4 separate regions of the Mus musculus genome follow, and regions 2, 3 and 4 are each linked to region 1. The links are chromatin loops, found by intact Hi-C in ENCODE. Cell type or tissue: heart. All regions are shown on one strand. Region 1 overlaps Ablim1 (actin-binding LIM protein 1). Region 2 overlaps Trub1 (TruB pseudouridine (psi) synthase family member 1). Region 3 overlaps Ablim1 (actin-binding LIM protein 1). Region 4 overlaps Atrnl1 (attractin like 1).

Region 1 (5,000 bases):
TACCAGCGCTCTCTGACTGCAACATGAACCTTCACCCTGACAGGCTATTTGGTGGCTCTGGTCTTGCCAGGCTTGGTACCTAGATAACATGTGTTTTGCGGGGATGTCTAAAGCCCCAGAGAAGAAAACTACGTTAGCATCACATAAAAAAACCAGAAATAGCAAAGGAGACATGGCGAGGTGCTTAACTGATTACACAGTCGGGTATACTGCTTTGTTAATTATTAGATTGGGGCACCGTTAATAGGCCATTAAGTTTACAGCAGCCACGGCATGGCAAAAGTGGAACAATGAAGCTATTTCAATAAATGTTATGGCAAATTGTTCATACTGATGCAAGACGGAATGAATGTGCTCTGGCATGCTCGAGGGAGGGGGGCGACCCTGGAAAGCAGAGCGGGTACCCCAGCCTTTCTGCAGAGCCGGTACCCCAGCCCTTCTGACCCAGACTTACTTGCTGATGTACTCGCCGGTGAGGACCTTCCCACAGGACTTGCACTTGAAGCAGCCCAAATGCCACTGCTTGTCCAGAGCTAGCAGCGCCTGTCCGTTCTTAATGTCCCTTCCACAGCCGGCGCAGTCTGGAAGAGAGCAGCAGCCCACGGTTACTGCCATTTCCCTGGAAAAACCTGAGGAGGAGCGGTCCCCGGGACCCACGGTGCGGCTCTTGACTAAGGTCTCATTTCCCTATATAAGATCTTCTCCACTAAATCCCTCAGGACCTGTCCTCACGTGGCCAGGCAGCTGCTCAGACCTCAGTGGATCTCAGCAGATGATGAATGTCCTTCATCTCCTAGCTGGCTCCTCAGGAGTTAGGCACCCTTTGGGGTCCAGTTGGCCTAGAGACTATTTAATTATGGCATCTTGGCTAGGACGTTAAGCAAGCACTCGCAGGCTTTTATTTAATTGAGGACACATGTGAAGCCGATAAGCACACGTACTGGGAGCCCCTCCCCCCTCATCTCTGTGGGTGGTTTTAGGAGCACTGTCCGTCATTCTCAAATCTGTAATGAAATTCTACTTCCTTATCTACCCAAGCCAGCCTTTCCACTATTGGTTAAATGACTTAATTCCTTAGCTTTCATCTGTCCTTGACAGATTCCTGGAAGGCACGAGTGTTAGTTACTTCTCTCGGTGCTGTGACAAGAAGCCCAGGAAATGGCAGCTCACAAGAGCAAGGCTTAATCCTGAGTCTTGCGCGCGCTCAACAGGCCAGGAAGAACGACGCTGCTACAGGATCCTTCTGCACACGTTTATTCAGTCCTGTTTCTTCTTTCTCCATATATCTCCCCTGTTTATATCTCCCTTGTTTATATATCTCCCTTGTTTATATCTCCCCTGTTTATATCTCCCTTGTTTTTATATCTCCCTTGTTTTTATATCTCCCCCACTAATAGTAATCCTCTCTCGAATAATAATCCTCCCTCTAACCCGGGCCTCTCACTCTTATATACTCTCAGTTCCCATCCACGCACAGCAGGCCACGCCCCCTCGCCAGGCACGCAGCTTCAGCTAATCAGTGCAGCAGGGGCAAATCTCCACCAAATTGGATTCACCTGAATCCTGGTACACCTGCGCAGCACTCAAGATGTTTGTGTCTTATATGAGGAAGTCAGGTGCAAGTCATATGACTTAGCTGCAGTCCCTGGCGCCTTTGGGACTGCCGCCACACCCGCTCCCCACACCTGAGGGTGTGGTAACTGGTCACACTGCATGGCAGTCAGGGGGCAGAGAGAGATGGAGGCTCAGCTCACTGACTTCTTATGTTACTTAGGGACCCAGGCGACGAACTAGGGAGGGTCTTCACACCTTTGTCAACCCAATCTAGAGAGTCCCTCATAGTCATGCCCAGAGTTGTGTCTTCCTGTGGGTTCTAGATCCTGTCAAGCTGTCAATCAATGCTGACCATCACAATGTAGCAGACTATGGACGCCGGAGTTAGCTGGCCTGGTCCTGCACCACGATTTTGCCTGTCAAAGTAGCCCTTGAGTAATACTTGCTGTTTCTAAAGGTGCTGAGATCATGTGGATTATAGCACACGCCATGGGGTCAGGGAAGCAGAATACATGTGTGTTAACGCAGAGACACATAAAAGCGGGGAGTTCACTGAAATTAACATCAACCCTACAACCATTCAAAATCCCTGTGTCTGAGGAAACAAGAGCAAACGCCACCAGCCGGCAGTGGCCACTGCGCCCTAACAAACAAGGCTAACAGAAAAGAGCAGCATCCAGGCAAGGCCACTCAGCGGCCATGTTTAGACTAAGACAGACACAGTGTCCCACGTACAAAGTGACAGGACAGCCCCCTCTTCTGGCCACATTTGTAACTGTCTCTTTGGAAAGGGCACTTCTAGACCAGCTTCTCTTCTCGTACCAGACCTGAGTCACCAACCTGTCCCGCTGGAGTGACCCAGCACAAACCTCAACCTTGAACACACTCTGAAAATCCATCCAGAGATGGCTGTGGCTCCTCTCTGCCTCAGCATCTTAACATAGCCTGTTTCTTTTGTTCTTGGGCATCTTGGTCAGCAGCTGTTAACTTGGCTTTAGACCCAACAACTCATGCCCAAAATTTTACTGTAGAAATACATTTGCAACAACCCCCCCCCCCCACCGTGTGTGTGTGCGTTCTAACTAAATGTACTTTAAAAAGAACACTGGTGTTCTCCTCCCAGAATAGAATGTTTCTGGAGAAACCCAGAAGAAACCCTTAAGAAACCGGCCCCCTGTGGAGGAGGGCTTTATCTGTCTCTTCACATGATCCAGTTGTTTGATTTTTTTTTAAAACCACTAGAATGTGAAAAATCAAAAATATGTATCCAAAGAGTTAAAAATATAAGTTCTGAGTAGTAGGGTGAGAATGTCCTTATTTAGAGATTTTTGTTTTACTTCTGTGCATGTGAGTACCTAGCTGAGTTTATGTGTACCATGTATGTACAGGTACATGTGGGGCCCATGGTATCCCCTGGACCTGGAGTTCCTCATACAGGTACTGAGAACCAAACCTGAGTCCTTTGCAAGATCCTTATGTGGTTCTAATCCTGAGCCATCTCGCTAGCCACTGGATAAGAATTTGTATGGGCCATTCTAAGCTGTGAGAAAAGACAGTCCTAAAGTTAATAATAGATGTTTTCTCAAATGCCCGATATGTCATCATAAATATTTAAATCTTACGTGTGGCAATGTTCTATGGAAAGCCACAGCACGCCCTTTAAATCACAGTCTTCAAATGGAAAGGCCACAGTACGGAGGGAGGGTAAGGCTAATGGGCAGTTTTAAAAAGCAGTCGGGGCTGTGGAGATGTCTTGATCAGCATGCCTGCCATGCTAGCATTGGGTCAGAACAACCCTTACAAAAGGCCAGTGTGGGAAGTGTCCATCTATAACCCTGGCTAGGGGGACAGGGAAAGAGACAGACAGACAGACAGATCCCAGGGACTTGCTGGCCAGCCAGTCCATCCAATTGGTAAGCTCCTGGCTCTGCTAGAGATCTGGTCTCAAAACTGTATTTGAGAGCTATAGAGGAAGACACCCAACATTGACCTCTGTGTACACACACACACACATATACAAACTCACACACGTGCACACATATATGTACATCCACACCTACCGCACTCTATAGCGGTCCATCTTAAAAAGGAATATACTCTAAGTTCTAAGTTCACAGGAAAATCGAGAGTGCAGAGATTTCCCACTTCCCACATGCTCAGCCTCCGCCACTCTTGATATCGACCACCGGAGCCTTGCTGACACCCACAGCTGATTAGTGTTTGGAAGGTTTAAAGTGGCGTCAGGGATTATAGTATCACGCTGAATAGCAGGAGAACTTCAGCACTCTGAGTTGAACACACTGAGTTCTACCTACTCAGCCCTCCTTCCCCCAAACCCTGGAAAACTCTGATTTTTTTTTTCCTCTTAAGTCCTTTCCTCAAAAAAAAAAAAAAAAAAAAAAAAAAAAAAAAAAAAAAAAAAAAAAGGAACTTTAATTCAAGTTGAACTGAAAATTTCCATTGTTTCTAATAATTACCACTAGGTGGCAGCAATGGTTTGAAGAAAGACAAATAAGGATTTTTGTTTTGTTTGTTTTGTTTTGTTTTGTTTTGTTTTTCTTTTTGGTTGTTGTTGCAAAATAAATTTCAAAGATGGAGATGGCTGGACTTAGGGAGGCTGTCAGAGTTGCCTGTGGTTCACTGCAGGAAGCCCATCATGTGTGAGCTACTGACAATAATGCCACCTGCTATGATGCATCCCAAGGTTGTGCACAACACAAGACCTGGTAGAGGTGAGCTACCCAATGGCCTCTCTCCTTCCTTGGTTAGGGAGCAGAGCTAAGACTAAACCCTGGGCTTCTTCATCTCAGCTCGAGCTTGCTCTCTCCTGGCCCCTGATGCCCACGCGTCACAGAGCCGGGAAAGAAGTTACTACACAGCCTGGGGGTGGGGGATGGGGAGGGAACATTTTGATCCCCTGCCGGGGGCTGTGCAGACATGTAGCCGGCCATGTAGCCTTCAGTTCTTTGAGTCTGGGGACTCTCTCACAGGTGATGTCTAAAACACTGGGACCCAGCATGCCCTGCCCAGTGTGCCTCCCCTAAAACATAGCAGGTGACCCAGGTGCCTGAGCCCAGCCAGTGAGCAAGAATGAGTGGGAAGCTCAAGAGGCCTTCAGTCTCTTAGGTAAGATACTATCACCCCACACCAGCTGGCTTGAGTATTCTGGTACACTCTACAGCAAAAACCCCTGTTCTCTGGACAAAGCCATAGCCTGACATCAGGCAGTGGAGCTGGACAAGGGGCAGTGAGAGAGAGGTTCCTACTGGTCGCTCCCTTCCCTCTGCTCAGGCCAACGAGGCTCTTCCATGAAGGACAGCATCTCCTACTTGCCAGCTTCGTGTCTTCTCAGTGGTTGAGAAAATTGTTTCCACATCTCTGAAGCAGCTGCTGGTAAATATAGAAAGTTGGTGCGTGGTAGCTGGGATGATTCTCCAAGTCAGAAA
Region 2 (5,000 bases), 320 kb after region 1:
CCCCAGTGCCTGTGATTGGTCGATTCTGTATTCATATTAGCTAAGCGAGCTTCCCACTGGGGAAGTGTCTGTGATTGGTCAATTCCGTATTCATATTAGCTAAGCGAGTTTCCCCAGTGCCTGTGACTGGGTAATTCCGTATTCCCTATTAGCGAACTCAGGCTTCCCCAGTGCCTGTGATTGGTCGATTCTGTATTCATATTAGCTAAGCGAGCTTCCCCAATGCCTGTGATTGGTCGATTCCGTATTCATATTAGCTAAGCGAGTTTCCCCAGTGCCTGCGATTGGGTAATTCCGTATTCCCTATTAGCGAACTCAGGCTTCCCCAGTGCCTGTGATTGGTCGATTCCGTATTCATATTAGCTAAGAGAGTTTCCCCAGTGCCTGCGATTGGGTAATTCCGTATTCCCTAGTAGCGAACTCAGGCTTCCCCAGTGCCTGTGTTTGGTTGATTCCGTATTCATACTAGCTAATTGAGCTTTCCCAGTCCCAGGCTAAGCACCTGTCAGAATCGCCCTGCAAGATTCTAAAAGATAGCATTCTGTTCTATCCAGGTTTGACAACCACTGATTCGCTCAGCCAGGAGGCATAGCCTCTTCAAAAACATTCCTTGCCCGTCCTTACATTGATTTCCCCCGTTGTAGAATCTCTTCTCCGTGACTTTGAACCTTTCAAGGCCTGAAGCATGCTAGGTTTTTATAGGTAGAAAGGACCTTAAATGGTCATCCATAAACAGCCATCTGAGTATTCGATTCAAGAGTGAACACAATTTCAACAGTGTGAATGAGTTAGAGACAAGATGACTGAATTTATGAGACCTTTATACTAAGGCATATCAAGTTAAAAACTCGGAGTTCCCCAGTGTACTTTTGTAAGTTCACTGACAGAGATCCATGATACATTGCAAGTGGAAGGTGAAGTGTTTGAAGTCCAGGCCCACGGTGCTGGGATCTCGTTCCTCCAAGTTTGGTGATGTTAGAGTCCAAGTGTACACCCGATCTTAAGGCTCTGAACCACTGGCATGGTAGTCAGGCTGTGAGGTTGAGCGGCCCAGCACAGCCATCTGAATGTTCTGTTGTAAAGATTTATTTATTTATTTTATCTATGTGAGTACACTGTTGCTGTCTTCAGACACACCAGAAGGAGGCAGTGCAGATGGTTGTGAGCCCCCATGTGGTTGCTGGGAATTGAACTCAGGCTCCCCGGAAGAGCAGTCAGTGCTACTTATTAACCTCTGAGCCATCTCTCCAGCCCCGTCTGAGAGTTTAAGCTGGCTTCTGTCTCTGCCCTGCCCTCTTTTCATTGTGTGCTGTTTTCTGTCTCCTGGTGTCAATAGTTTTAAAGTAGGTTTAACAGGCTGAGGGTCAGGGGATTGCTGTGACAGGTGTCGTATAGCTCGTCTGTAATGATGGAGATGTGATGTAAGCAGTGTTGGAATCCTCTCTTTCTTTATTAAATGCTTCAGAAGTCAAGTGGTAACTAACAGCTCTGAGCTGACACTTAAGCTCTTGTTGAGATTAGCGTCTTTAATGAATTGAAAGTTTTGATCATGTGGACAAGTAGTAAAACTAGCTGAGGACTAGGTGTAGATAGAAATAGCCCTGTATGAGATGTGCTCCCAGTTAGTAGACGCCAGGGAGGGACAGAAGAAATCACAGACATTTAGAGACTGTAGCTGAGGTCTCTTAAAACTAGCTGCATATGCCAAAGCTAACTTTTTTGTTACTTTCTAACTATTGATATATCACTAGAAGTCACCCAGTTAGCTTAAATATTGACTTAGACTTTTGTTTTTCTTGGGGCTGGAAAGATGGCTCCACAGATAAGGACATTGGGCTGATATTCCAGAGGTCCCAGGTTCAATTCGCAGCATCCACTTGGTGTCTCATGTCCATCTAGAACTCTAGTTCCCAGGACTCTGCTGCCCTCTTCTGGCCTCCTTAGACACTGCATGTACATGGTTTACAGATATACATGTAACGAGATTGTCTATACACATCTAGATATAGATAGATCCACACACATATAGATGGATACATACATACATACATACATACATACATACCTAATTGTTTCTCTTAAAATGAGTTCAGTTTCTATTTCACTAATTTTGAAATACTGTTCTTTTGTAATTTAGGAAATCTTTCTCTCTTCATGTGTGTGTGTGTGTTCACACATGTGTGGAGGCCAGAGGTCAACCTCAGGAGTCATTCCTCTGTCCACATTAATTTTTGAGACAAGGTGTTTCACTGGCCTGGAACTCACTAAGTAGATGTCACCAAGCCCCTGTCTCAGATCAGGGATTATAAATGCATGTCACCACCCCCAGCTTTTTCTTTAACATGGGTCCTGGGGATTGACCTCAGAACCTCATGCTTGAGTGGCAAGCAGTTTACCAACTGAGCTATCTTCCTAGGCGTGGCTATACAGTTTTGTTGTGTTTTGGGACAGGGTCTCAGCATATATCCTTGGCTATGGGGACTCAGTATGTAAACCACCCTGGCCTCAAACTCATTGTTTAAAAGCGTACACCACCACACTGAGCCCACTGTACATTCTAAAACCTGTTTTTGCTAGTTATGTGGTCATAGCCTTATACCTGTATGTTTTGTTTGTTTTTTGAATAGGTTATCTTGTCTCCCATGCTCCTCCTGACTTGTAATTACCTTTTTTTAAAAATTCTGATTACTCCTGTAGAAGCTGGAATGCCTTCTCCAGAATGGAACAAGAGGCAAAAGCAGACATTGAAAGTCGGACACGGAGGGACGCTGGACAGTGCAGCGCAAGGTGTTCTGGGTAAGAGACGTGAGGGAAGTTTAATGACTCTCTCCTTCAATACCAGAAATGCTAGCTGAGTCCTGGTGCCTCACTGTACATTGCAGTGTTCTAGTTATACCGTGGTTACAAGTCCTTCTTCCCCGAAGCCCTTGAATGGTGCAGGGCACAAGCACCACAGAGCACAGCACCACAGCACACAGTACCTCAGACCACACAGTACCACAGACCATCCAACATGGCAGCACACAGTACCACAGAGCACACAGCACCACAGACCATCCAACATGGCAGCACACAGTACCTCAGACCACAGTACCACAGACCATCCAACATGGCAGCACACAGTACCACAGAGCACACAGTACCACAGACCATCCAACATGGCAGCACACAGTACCTTAGACCACACAGTACCACAGACCATCCAACATGGCAGCACACAGTACCATAGAGCACACAGCACCACAGACCATCCAACATGGCAGCACACAGTACCTCAGACCACACAGTACCACAGACCATCCAACATGGCAGCACACAGTACCTCAGACCACACAGTACCACAGACCATCCAACATGGCAGCACACAGTACCACAGAGCACACAGCACCACAAAGCACCATAATGCCACAGCACATAGCACCAGAGCACACAGCACCACAGAGCAACACAACACCATAGCACCACAGCACCACAGAGCAACACAGCACCACAGAGTAACATAGGGCCACAGAGCACCACAACACCACAGCACAGCACTACAGCATACAGCAGCACAGAGCACCACACACACAGCACCACAGAACAGAGCACATAGCACTACAGAGCAACAGCACACAGCATCACAGAGCACATGGCACCATTGCCTCTCCTATGTGTGCAGGGAGCTTTGAGCAAAGGTTTGATTCTGAGCAGAACAGTTAGCCCACCAGGAGTGAAACTGTTGCGTTTTGAAAGGCTTGGGCATGCCTAGCATCTGTGAACTTGGATTATAGGAAGTACTCCACTCTTCCCTGGATCACCATCCTGGTTTGCTGTGTCTGGACTGTGTGCACTACTGTCTTCCTGTAGGACTCTGGAGTTCAGGGCTCCCATACAGGCAGAGGGTGCCAGGGGACACTTCCCAACCCCAGATCAAGCTTGGAAACTATGTTTTTGATATATTTCCTGGAGAGAAACATTGTATATACACGTTCTTCTAGGACTGACAGGTGTGCTGGCCTGGCACTGACTGGTGTGCTGGCCTGGCACTGACTGGTGTACTGGCCTGGGACTGACTGGTGTGCTGGCCTGGCACTGACAGGTGTGCTGGCCTGGGACTGACTGGTGTGCTGGCCTGGGATGGACACTGGGTTGTGCTGGCCTGGGACTGACTGGTGTGCTGGCCTGGGATGGACACTGGGTTGTGCTGGCCTGGGACTGACTGGTGTGCTGGCCTGGGACTGACTGGTGTGCTGTCCTGGGACTGACTGGTGTGCTGGCCTGGGACTGACTGGTGTGCTGGCCTGGCACTAATGCTGGTGTGCTGTCCTGGGACTGACTGGTGTGCTGTCCTGGGACTGACTGGTGTGCTGTCCTGGGACTGACTGGTGTGCTGGCCTGGCACTAATGCTGGTGTGCTGGCCTGGGACTGACTGGTGTGCTGGCCTGGGACTGACTGGTGTGCTGGCCTGGGACTGACTGGTGTGCTGGCCTGGCACTAATGCTGGTGTGCTGTCCTGGGACTGACTGGTGTGCTGGCCTGGGACTGACTGGTGTGCTGGCCTGGCACTAATGCTGGTGTGCTGTCCTGGGACTGACTGGTGTGCTGGCCTGGGACTGACTGGTGTGCTGGCCTGGCACTAATGCTGGTGTGCTGGCCTGGGACTGACTGGTGTGCTGGCCTGGGACTGACTGGTGTGCTGGCCTGGGACTGACTGGTGTGCTGGCCTGGGACTGACTGGTGTGCTGGCCTGGGACTGACTGGTGTGCTGGCCTGGCACTGATGCTGGTGTGCTGTCCTGGCACTGACTGGTGTGCTGTCCTGGGACTGACTGGTGTGTTCTCCTGGCACTGTTGCTGAGTTGTTCTGTCCTGGGACTGACTGGTGTGCTGTCCTGGCATTGACACTGAGTTGTGCTGTCTTGGCACTGAGGCTGGGTTGTGCTGTCCTGGCACTGATGCTGGGTTGTGCTGTCCTGGGACTGACTGGTGTGCTGTCCTGGCACTGACGCTGTGCGCTG
Region 3 (5,000 bases), 70 kb before region 1:
GAAGCATGACTTTAATGACTGTATTGTTGGACTGGTTGGAACTCCTTCCCTTCCATATCTGACTGTGTTTATGATATAACTGTGTGTTAAACAGCTAAGGAAATGCAGAAGTTTGCTAATTCAGAACCGCAGAAATTACTGTAAGATAGTTTGGTAGGACTGTGATGACCCTCACATCACCTACCTCCACTGTCTGTTGTTTTTGGGTTGACTTCTGTTATCAATAGGTGAAGTGCTTTCACCCCAGGAACTTGGCACTAGCATCTCCGCTGCCGCCAGTGCTTTTTAGACAGCTTCAGAGCTCACTCAACTCTAGTGAAGTCTGGGTTCAAACTCCCTTCACACCTCATGATCTCCATTCACACTTTCCACTGTTGCAATAACTTCCTGCCATCCCTCTGTTCACAGTTTCCATCATCACACTAACTTCCTGTGATTCCCAGTTCAGACTTTCCTACACACCTCCTGTGAACCCCCTGTTCACACTTTCCTTCACACCTCCCATCACCTCTCATTTACACTTTCCTTCCTACCTCTTATGACCCCCTGTTCACACTTTCCTTCACACCTCCTGTGACCCCCATTCACACTTTACTTCACATCTTCTATGACCCCTCATTCATACTTTCCTTCACACCACCCATGAGTCCCCATTCACACTTTCCTTCCCACCTCCCATGACACCCCACCCCCATTTACACTTTCCTTTCCACCTCCTATGACCCCCTGTTCACACTTTCCTTCACACCTCTCATGACCTCCCATTCACACTTCCCCTTGCTACCCTAACTTCCCTAACATTTCAGTGCATATCTGCTTCTTTGCTGACTGGCTCCAGCTTGACTGTCTACAACCACGTGTTCCCAGTGACAAGAGTCGAGTGAGTTTTGTAGTGAGTGAAATGTTTACAATTGAATCCAAAAGGCCTTTAACTAGCACTATAAAGAGGATTTCAGAGGGAGCACCTCTTGCTTTTAGGATTTGTCCTCTCCTATGTTATTAGTAAGCTGACAGACTACCTTACTCACCAAGCTTCCTTATGGTCCTCAGGAGCTATAGCCTATCGCTAGGGCTCAAAGCTTTGATGGGTAAGGATGGCCTTCCTAGAGAGAAGAAGCTAGGCATGACCTTGCCAATGGTTAGCTTGATCCATCCACTCATATACTTTCCAAATATGCCAATAATTATATCAAATTTTAAGTTTACTTTAAAGTATTATGTGTGTGTCTCTGTGTATACATGCATGCGTGTATGTGTGTGTGTGTGTGACTTGTGTCTATACATGTGTGCATGAATGTTGTGTATGACTTGTGTGTATACATACATGTATGTGTTTGAGTATCTGAGTGTATACATGCATGCATGCGCATGACTTGTGTGTACACATGCATGTGTGTGAGTGTCTGAGTATATACATGCATGTGTGTGACTTGTGTGTATATACATGCGTGCATATGTGAGTGTGTGTACATGCATGAATGTGTGTATGACTTGTGTGTATACATGTGTGCATGTGTGTGTACATGCATGCATGTGAGTATGTAAGTGTATACACCCATGCAAGTGCGTATGAGTAGGCCAGAGGTCAATGTCAAGCGTCTCTTTCAATTAATTTATTTTTTTGAGACCGTTCTTGATAGACCTGCAGCTCACTAGGTCACACTTGCTGGACAGCAGACCCCAGGAATCCTTCTGTTTCCACCACCCAGCACCAACATGGCAGGAACATGCTGCCAAACTGGGAACTGTGTTCTGGGAATTGACCTTAGTCTTCAGGTTTTGTGACAAGCACTTCACCGGCTGAGCTACCTCCCCATCCCTTCCGTGTCTTTAAAATAACTCATGGTTCTACAAAATAAGTGTCATAACTGATAGAAGTAGTAATAGAATAGCTTGTAGTGTTTATTTGGTGACAAGATACATGCATTCAAAGGAAGTTTATTAATGTATCTAATTTCTGTCCCAAAGGGGCATCCTCTATGAACAAAGAAAGCCACAGGCCACGACTACGCTGGCACATACCAGTGGACTGTGAGAAGAGGTGGGATGTTAGCATTTTTGTTGGATGTCAGATATTGGTCTAATCTAATGATCTCATTCCTTATAGACAAACTGGCACATTTACTTTCCAAGTCCTGAGTTAGTAGGTAGGTGGCGCAGTCAGATTTTAAGTGACCTAAACTTCATTTCCAAGCCAAATTTCTGCTTGATATTTTGCTACTCCAGAGGAAGGTACTGGAAGAATACAAAACAATAACACACAACAATAATAATAGACACACACACACACCACCCAAGAAAGTACACACAGCACACATGCACCTTTAAAACCACGAAAAGCCAACATTTCCCTTTTGCATATATGTCTTGAACTTTAAAAAAGACACCTGAGCAATGACTCGAAGGCCAGTCTTTATGTACTTTGTTCAGAAAGTTACCCTGACCTCTGAAATTCTGAAATCCAGTGGTAGCTAACAGCCCAGGACAATTAACCGTCTGTAGATGCAGTGCAGCAAGCAAACCACCAGATGGCACTATGGGAAAAATGCAAGTCCCTTGCCAGACTGGGGACCTTAATGCAGGCTGTGTTCTAGAATAAAACCCAGATTGGGAATCAGCAAGAAGAGGAATAATTATAAATACACAAAATTGCTATAAAACAATAAATACTAGTGTGCATAACTGGGAACAAATCAAAGCCAGCATCACATTTTCATGCCTTTTGAGGGAGCGGTGTTGAGACAGGATTTTCCAAGCTCCTGCTGTATCCCAAAGTCTAGCATGACATATGTGCCTCAAGTGTTTGGTTCGTCTTATGCAAGTCTAGGCACCGTGGGATGCTACAGTCTACAATCTTCTCTGGCCTTGGCTGGAGGGCCCAGTTAAGTCCACTACTTGATAATATTTCTCTGAATGGAGTCCAATCAGGTTACAGATGACTCCAACTTAAATAATGAATAAGACAGAAAGGGCGTGCAGTGAGAAAGCATGGTCTGTCAGTCTCCAGGGTCAAGCTGTAATAACAATGAAAATAAATAAAGGGGCTGGGTGTATGGCACACACCTCTAATCCCAGCAGGCATATCCCCATGAGTTCGAGGCCAGCCTGGTCTACAAAGCCAGTTATAGGACAACAAAAGCACACAGAGAAACCTCGCCTTGAAAACCCAACCAACCAACCAAACAAACAAAATGGTAAGTGAGAAAATTAGAATAAATTGAAGGAGCTGAGGGAAACAGCGTATGGTCAGGGTGCGAGGTGGCAGTAGGTAACCTCTAACCCTAGGAGCTAGCACAGGGGAGAGAGCCCTCTAGGCTGAGAAACTCTGGCCCAGCAGAGGGTCAGGCCTGCACACTGAGCTGTAGTGAGCCGTAGACAGGGCCACAGCAGGGGCCACAGCCACACTGAGCATGTGCAAGTTTGCCCCTCCTCACTGAGCATGTGCAAGTTTGCCCCTCCTCACTGAGCATGTGCAAGTCTGCCCCTCCTCGTTGCTCTTCAGTTTCTTGAATCCATATAAGCATCTCCAAGGAGCTGATTGTCATTACCCTATTTTCCCGATGAAGGGACTGGGATCACGGTGACTGTCACATGACAATCGAAACCAGCATGTGCTAACACCTTCGGTTGAAACCCAGTAATCCATTCAAGGAACCCCAGCTATCTGCTCAGCCATACCGCCTTCCCCTCCATTCATCCTCCATTAACATGTCAGAAACTGAAGCTGCTTAAATTTAAGGGTGAGGTCTTACATCTCATGATCCCTAGAAATGTACTTCCAAGTTATCTGAAGTCCAAGATACCCTATGTATGACCTCCTTCCCTTAACAACCTGCCCCCAACACACACACACACACGCACGCACGCACGCACGCACGCACGCACACGCATGCAACCTCAGGCCCAAACGGCTAATTTCTTACCTCTCTGTACCCTCGTTTAGGAGGTCATGGGATAGGTTCTGAGTCCCTCACATCACCAGGTACAGAGCCCTTCAGAGTGTCGGCAAAGTCTGACATAGCTTAGTCCCAAACAGTGGTTCTTATTAGAGGTGAGTGAAACGGGACACTGGATGGCCATATTGTTTGCAATCCCTGGGAATCCATTACCTCTCCAAGGCTCTGTCTCTCCTGCTTGTCCTCATAGCCTGATGTGTAGAAAGGCTCATAGGTAATGAGATCTGGACGCTCGATGTCATAGATCGCCTTGACCTTGGGGATGGCTGCTAAATCCTTGTAATCCAGGATTTCATTGTCTACTTTTGCCTGGCAGAGTTAAACAGCGAGAAAAGTTAATCCTCTATTTCAGTTTGTCGAGAAATTATCCTCAGTGCCATTTACGGCCTTGCTTAAAATGGGATTCTTAAACCAAGCCAAACGCCTTGCTGCGTGATGTCACATCCTTTAGGAAGGATCAATGCCCCTATTAATCAACGCGTCTATTAATCACGCTTAAAAATAAAATATCATCAATGGCTTAGAATGGGCGTGTATAGAATTTAGTGAATAAAGAAATATTTCAACCTTCAGAATAGTTTCTCAACACAGAGAAAAAACTCAAAGAGATGGTCAATAAATCTTTTCAGATAGCTAAATATAAGTACTGTATATTGAATAAACTAAATATGTAAATATCTTTGTGGCAGAATTTAATAACATCAGCAGCAGCATTATAAAATGGGCAGTTAATCCCCCAAATATCTGCACACATGTTAGGTGCAACAAGCTTTTAAGCTCTATCTATACCATGTGACTGCACCTTTGGGATCTTCTAACAGGATCCCAGGGGATCAGCTTCCTTTCTTGGCTTCTCCATCCGATGGTTCTAATCCCAGACCCACCTGCTCCCCCAAGTGTCCCTTCTGGAAGTGATACTTACATAGATAGTATGGCCTGGTGAACCAGGGATGCTGGAGCCTGGTCTAGAATAGATACTTTCAGAGGAGGTCCTGGTGGGCTGCAAAATAAACAGCGAGTGGCCTGTCAGACTTCTGAACAGCC
Region 4 (5,000 bases), 510 kb after region 1:
AAAGTGGTGTCTGTCCTACAGGCCTTGCACGCTGTGTTCGTAGGTGCTTCACGGTTCTGAGTGTTTTATGTCTGCCACCTCATCTTTAAGCCCTGCTGCTGTGGTACTTTACCTGATCTATCGGCAAGGTTTTCCTATTCGCCTACATTTTTAAATTAACTCCTTGAGTTTTCCATTCCACAATTTCTAATTCATTTTTCCAATATTTTTATCTTTTTGCTGAAGTCTTACATCGGCTTCATATTTTATTCAGCTATTTGTAGCTTCTGAGTTTATTCAGGAGTTTGTATTCCCTTTGATTTTGTTCAACATTTATTTCTACTTAAAATATTTTAAATTAATTTTCTTAATGCACATGGATGGGGTGGGGTGTGTGTGTGTGAATCTGTGTATCACATGCATGGGTGTTGTGTGTGTGTGTGTGTCTATGTATCACATGCATGGGTGTTGTGTATGTGTGTGTCTATGTATCACATGCATGCCTAGTGTTTGTAGAGGCCAAAAGAAGATATTGCACCCCCAGAACTGGAGTTACAGACAGTTGTAAGCCTCTATGTGGGTGCTGGATATTGAACCTGTGTACCCTAGAAGAATAGCCATTGCTCTTAACCACTGAACCATCTCTCTAGTCCCTTACCACATTTGATTTCATTAAAACCCTTTTATATCTAGAAGTCCAGGGGTAAAGTAATGAGAGGTGCTCTCAGATGCTTCTAGAGACATAGCCACAGGAGTCATTTGTCATTTTTTTCTTTTCTTTAAGAAGATAGAAATTGCTAATGGGAAAATTTTTCTTCAGGAATAAAGTATTTGAAATACTTCTGAATCAGTGGTTTATTATGGGATCTCGTCATACTACATATAATGTATCCAGATGTGTACACATTGGAAGTATATGTATAGCAGAATAGAGGCAGTCACGGGCATTAAAACATGTCTTCTGTGACTGTGTAAGTGGTGGCCTGTGTCTTAAGGTGCTAGAACTAAGTAAGTTCTTGGTTCTCTTAAGTTTTAGGAGTTCAAAATATCTCTCCTTAACATATCTATTCAGAATATTTATTTACGTCTCTATAAACATCACGCTTGGAGCCGGGCGTGGTGGGGCACACCTTTAATCCCAGCACTCGGGAGGCAGAGGCAGGTGGATTTCTGAGTTTGAGGCCAGCTTGGTCTACACAGTGAGTTCCAGGACAGCCAGGGCTATACAGAGAAACCCTGTCTCGAAAAACCGAAAAACAAAAAAAAAAAACAAAAAACAAAAAAAAAACAAACAAAAAAAACCCAAAAAACAAAAAAACAAAACAAACAAACAAAAAGAAACCAAAACATCACACTTGGAATTGTGCAGGTGCTTCAGACGTTGAGGGGAGCCCTTGAAATCAGAGTTTTGTTAGCAGAAGACATCTTGTGAATGAACTAAGACGCGCAGCATAAGTAACAGTGAGCTGAGAGGCGTGGAGGAGATGGAATGACAGCTGGGACCTGGGAGGCCGAGGCAGGCAATATACGAATGGTATCTGAGCCCGCGAATTATGTTTTGCAGGATCAATTCCTGTCCTAACAACTGCTCTGGTCATGGAAAGTGTACAACCAGTGTCTCTGTTGCAAGTCAAGTGTATTGTGAATGCGACAAATACTGGAAAGGGGAAGCATGTGACATTCCTTACTGTAAAGCCAATTGTGGGAGTCCAGATCATGGCTACTGTGACCTAACAGGAGAGAAACTCTGTGTCTGCAACGATAGTTGGCAAGGTAAGGCGGCGCTGGGATGGCATGGGGTTGGTGCGGGGTTGGCGCGGGGATGGCCGGGATGGTACGGGTTTGGCCGGGGATGATGCGGGGTTGGCCGGGAATGGCGTGGGGTTGGCCGGGGATGATGCGGGGATGGCTGGGGATGGTGCGGGGTTGGCCGGGGATGGCGTGGGGTTGGCATGTGGGCGGCTGAGGGTGGCTAGTGGCCACGTGGAGATGGTGGGTGCAATGCTACACGCATTGATTTAGTTTGCACACCCAATACTCAGGTGTTTTTGTTTTTTGGCTTTTTTGCGGGGGCTGGGGATGGTATGTTTAGGTTAACAGTTAAGTTCTTAGCATCTGCATTTTCATAAATAAAGTTGGGAAAGACCTGTCTACATGCTGTTTTAGAGATTAAGTGAAGTTACAGGTTAAACTTAAAATTGGAGGCATGTGATCGTTATAATCCTCTGTACTCTTTTTGTTGACTCCTCAGAGCCTGGATGACGTCACCAGACTTACTCTGTGGTGTCTTCAAATTTACCTCATAATTGGTAACATACTGTACTGCAAAAAGTAAATTCAGTTTTACAGTTATAGGAGTGCTTAAAATGTTTTTCTTAGGAAAGACTGACCCCTTGTGGCTATTTTAAAAAAAGGACAGAGACTATTTCAATAAATAAAAGTTTAGCTGCTTGCTGTAAAAGTCAGATTCCTTGAAAAGAATTCTAAAATCTTCTGTCTGTCATTAAAGATTAGCTTTAAAACACATTGAAGAGTTTTGGGTTTCTTAAGCATATTAAGTCATATATTTCTCATTGTGGAGACAAACTAAAGGATACGTATAGTTATCTGGAATCATCTCTTCAGGTCTAATTTGCTGGTTCCGTTTGCAGAGAAGCATCTTTGTGCTAATATAGTACTTTTTGACAGAGGGAACTTTGATGCACACATTACATAATCCAGAGGCGTATTAAACACACGACAGCAGTTGGAGCAGTTCTCGCTGACCTAAGAACCACACAGGCACACTATAGCAGTGATTTCCTGCAAAAGGGCTTTTATTATTGATAATATATTATTTATGGTTATGACAAGTGTAAATTCTCAAGTGTTTATTAGTAGTGGGGCTGTGTATTTTAAGTTAGTTAATCACTTGCCAATTTTGTGTCCTCAGAAAGTGCTTTGAGGCTTTTTCCAACTTAAAATTTTAAACTAAAATCTTTTCATTTTCCATAGTGATAGTTGTAGATAAATGGCATTTAAAGTTCAGCTAGAGAAGTCAAATATGGCTTATATACAGTGCTTTCCACACGAGACTCATCTAGTTCTGTGACTCAGCATAACAGAGCTGAGCAAAAGATACAGAAAGCCTTCCCCCACATTAGCATAGCTCTCCCTAACAACATTTGCCAGAATGAATGGTGTGCCTGTTAAAACTGGCGAACCTACATCAATAGATCACTGCTACCTAAAGTCATGGTTTATATTAGAGTTGTATTGGTTAAAGGTACCATGGCATCCACCCACCTTACAGTATAGCGCAGAAGCGTTTCTCACACCCTGTACTCCGCCTCGTCATAGGTCCTTCCCTCAGCTGTCAGCAGCCAGTGACCTTCTTCTGTCTCCGTAGTTTTGGCTCTTCTGAATGTGATATGGAGTCTCTATGGCACTCTTGGTGTATTCTGAGAAGTTTATGCGGTTTAGTAGTGCACAAGTGAAGATGGGTGTGCTCTCCTTAAGTGATACAATCATTGATACCATGTTGTACATATGTGGTCTGTTGTTGATGGCAACATTGTTCTGTGATGGGTGACTGTAGCAGAAACTATGTAGCATGTAGGGTTAAGGGGTACCTTCTTTTACTTGGCATTCTGTGTTAAAGTTTCTCTCCTGTGCTCCAGTGACTTGCAGCCCATTTATTTGTAGAATGAGCAATGTTCATTGTGTGGATGTACTGCAGTTTCTCTGTTGATTCATTAGGACCTCTCGGTTCCTTCAGGTATTTTTAATGTAATATCATTTCTTTTAATTTTATGTATCTTTTGGAACAGGATTCACAATGTAGCTCAGGCTGGCCTCAAACTTTTGGTGATCTATCATAGACCCTTGAATGTATAGAATTTTTCAAATATTAAATCACATTAGGAAAAAGGTGTTTTGGAAAACGTTTATCTCTTAAGTTTATCTGTAATAATTGGATAAAGAAGATATTTTAAAACTAAATAAAAATCAAAACATAAAAAATTTACTTTATGTTCACGTGTAAAGAATAATCAGTTTCTCAGGGGCCTCCAAGATGTGGCAATATGCTATAGCAACTGCCTCAATCCAAGTGGCTTTCAGTTTTTTCCTTTATGTGACTTTCTGAATCCTTGGGCTTTTGTTAGAGCAACATAAGTATTTAAAACTTGATTGAGCAGAAGGGAAGTTGTGGTGCTGTTTGGAAGAGACCAGTGTCTTTCCAGCATTGATGAATTCCTTTTTGCAAACAGAGCTCACTGAGTTTTAGATCTGGCAGCTACATACTGTATTTCTAGTCTAACCTTACAGCCAGTGTGGATACCATGGTCAGTGGGATGTGCAAAGGAGTGCCATGTGTACATATACAAACTAGCTCACTCTGATATTTCTCTGGCCGATGCCGACAGCTCTAGTAACCAAAACACCCACCGCCCATTAGTGCTTCTGGAGGTTGGAGGTCTTAGATTAGAAATGAGAAAAACCAGGTTCTGGGGAGGGTTATCTTGGTTGCCTTCTTGCTGTGTTTTCCTCTGTCAGAGCTATGGCAAGAACACATGCGTGTGCATCTCGCACACTTTCTCATCCATCACATTAGGGTTTAGGGCTTATATCTAGCAATTTTGGTAAACCCAAACAAGCATTCAGCCTGTAATGTGCTGATTCTTAGAGTGGATGATTCTTATAGTCACTTCAATTTATTAAGAAATCATCCCAGCTCACAGGCTTATTTTCGGTAAGTCAACTAACCTGTCTAGTTATTAATTTCATCTTCTTTAGAAAGATACATTGACATTTGTCTGGGTCCTAGGATGACAACTCTATAAAGTATTAAAATGTATTCATTCGTACGATTCTGTTTGTATGTGGTGTATGCATGTGCGCATATGGTATGTGCATGTCTATGTGTGGAGGGCAAGAGGCTGACCCTGGGTGTCTTCTGAGATTGCTATGTACTTTATTCGTTGCGGTGGGCGAGGGGAGCTCTCTTCCTGAACTGGAGCTCATAAGTAGGCTAGACTTGG

The links. A loop is a pair of places that touch in the nucleus more often than their neighbours do. Peaks named below come from ENCODE experiments on the same cell type or tissue, not always from the same donor. Only the 100,000 strongest peaks of a DNase experiment are listed, where the experiment ranks them.
Region 2: a loop joins it to region 1, with 2.3 times the contacts of the local background. A loop is called at or near these places in 2 of 42 quality-filtered maps.
Region 3: it touches region 1 in a loop (11-fold over the local background); 32 of 42 quality-filtered maps call a loop at or near these places.
Region 4: a loop joins it to region 1, with 2.6 times the contacts of the local background. A loop is called at or near these places in 2 of 42 quality-filtered maps.

Annotation. Positions count from the first base shown.
Region 1 is chr19:57,134,128-57,139,127 of GRCm38, forward strand. Ablim1 (actin-binding LIM protein 1) reads right to left here. Exons shown (of 26, transcript NM_178688.4): 5 at 455-581. Among named protein-coding and RNA genes, the nearest start is that of Ablim1, 79 kb to the right of the region's middle. In heart, CTCF peaks have their summits at 2,319 (motif pointing left) and 4,040 (motif pointing right); DNase peaks (open chromatin) are centred at 784, 2,314 and 4,504; H3K27ac peaks cover 654 bases.
Region 2 is chr19:57,455,393-57,460,392 of GRCm38, forward strand. Trub1 (TruB pseudouridine (psi) synthase family member 1) reads left to right here. Exons shown (of 8, transcript NM_028115.3): 2 at 2,698-2,796. Among named protein-coding and RNA genes, the nearest start is that of Trub1, 5.0 kb to the left of the region's middle. In heart, a CTCF peak has its summit at 1,930 (motif pointing left); no DNase peak of the experiment used is centred here.
Region 3 is chr19:57,063,982-57,068,981 of GRCm38, forward strand. Ablim1 (actin-binding LIM protein 1) reads right to left here. Exons shown (of 26, transcript NM_178688.4): 11 at 4,879-4,956; 12 at 4,110-4,265. Among named protein-coding and RNA genes, the nearest start is that of Afap1l2, 58 kb to the left of the region's middle. In heart, a CTCF peak has its summit at 2,528 (motif pointing right); DNase peaks (open chromatin) are centred at 2,520 and 3,340; H3K27ac peaks cover 40 bases.
Region 4 is chr19:57,640,877-57,645,876 of GRCm38, forward strand. It overlaps Atrnl1 (attractin like 1), which reads left to right. Exons shown (of 29, transcript NM_181415.4): 5 at 1,544-1,752. Among named protein-coding and RNA genes, the nearest start is that of Atrnl1, 32 kb to the left of the region's middle. In heart, a CTCF peak has its summit at 2,380 (motif pointing left); no DNase peak of the experiment used is centred here.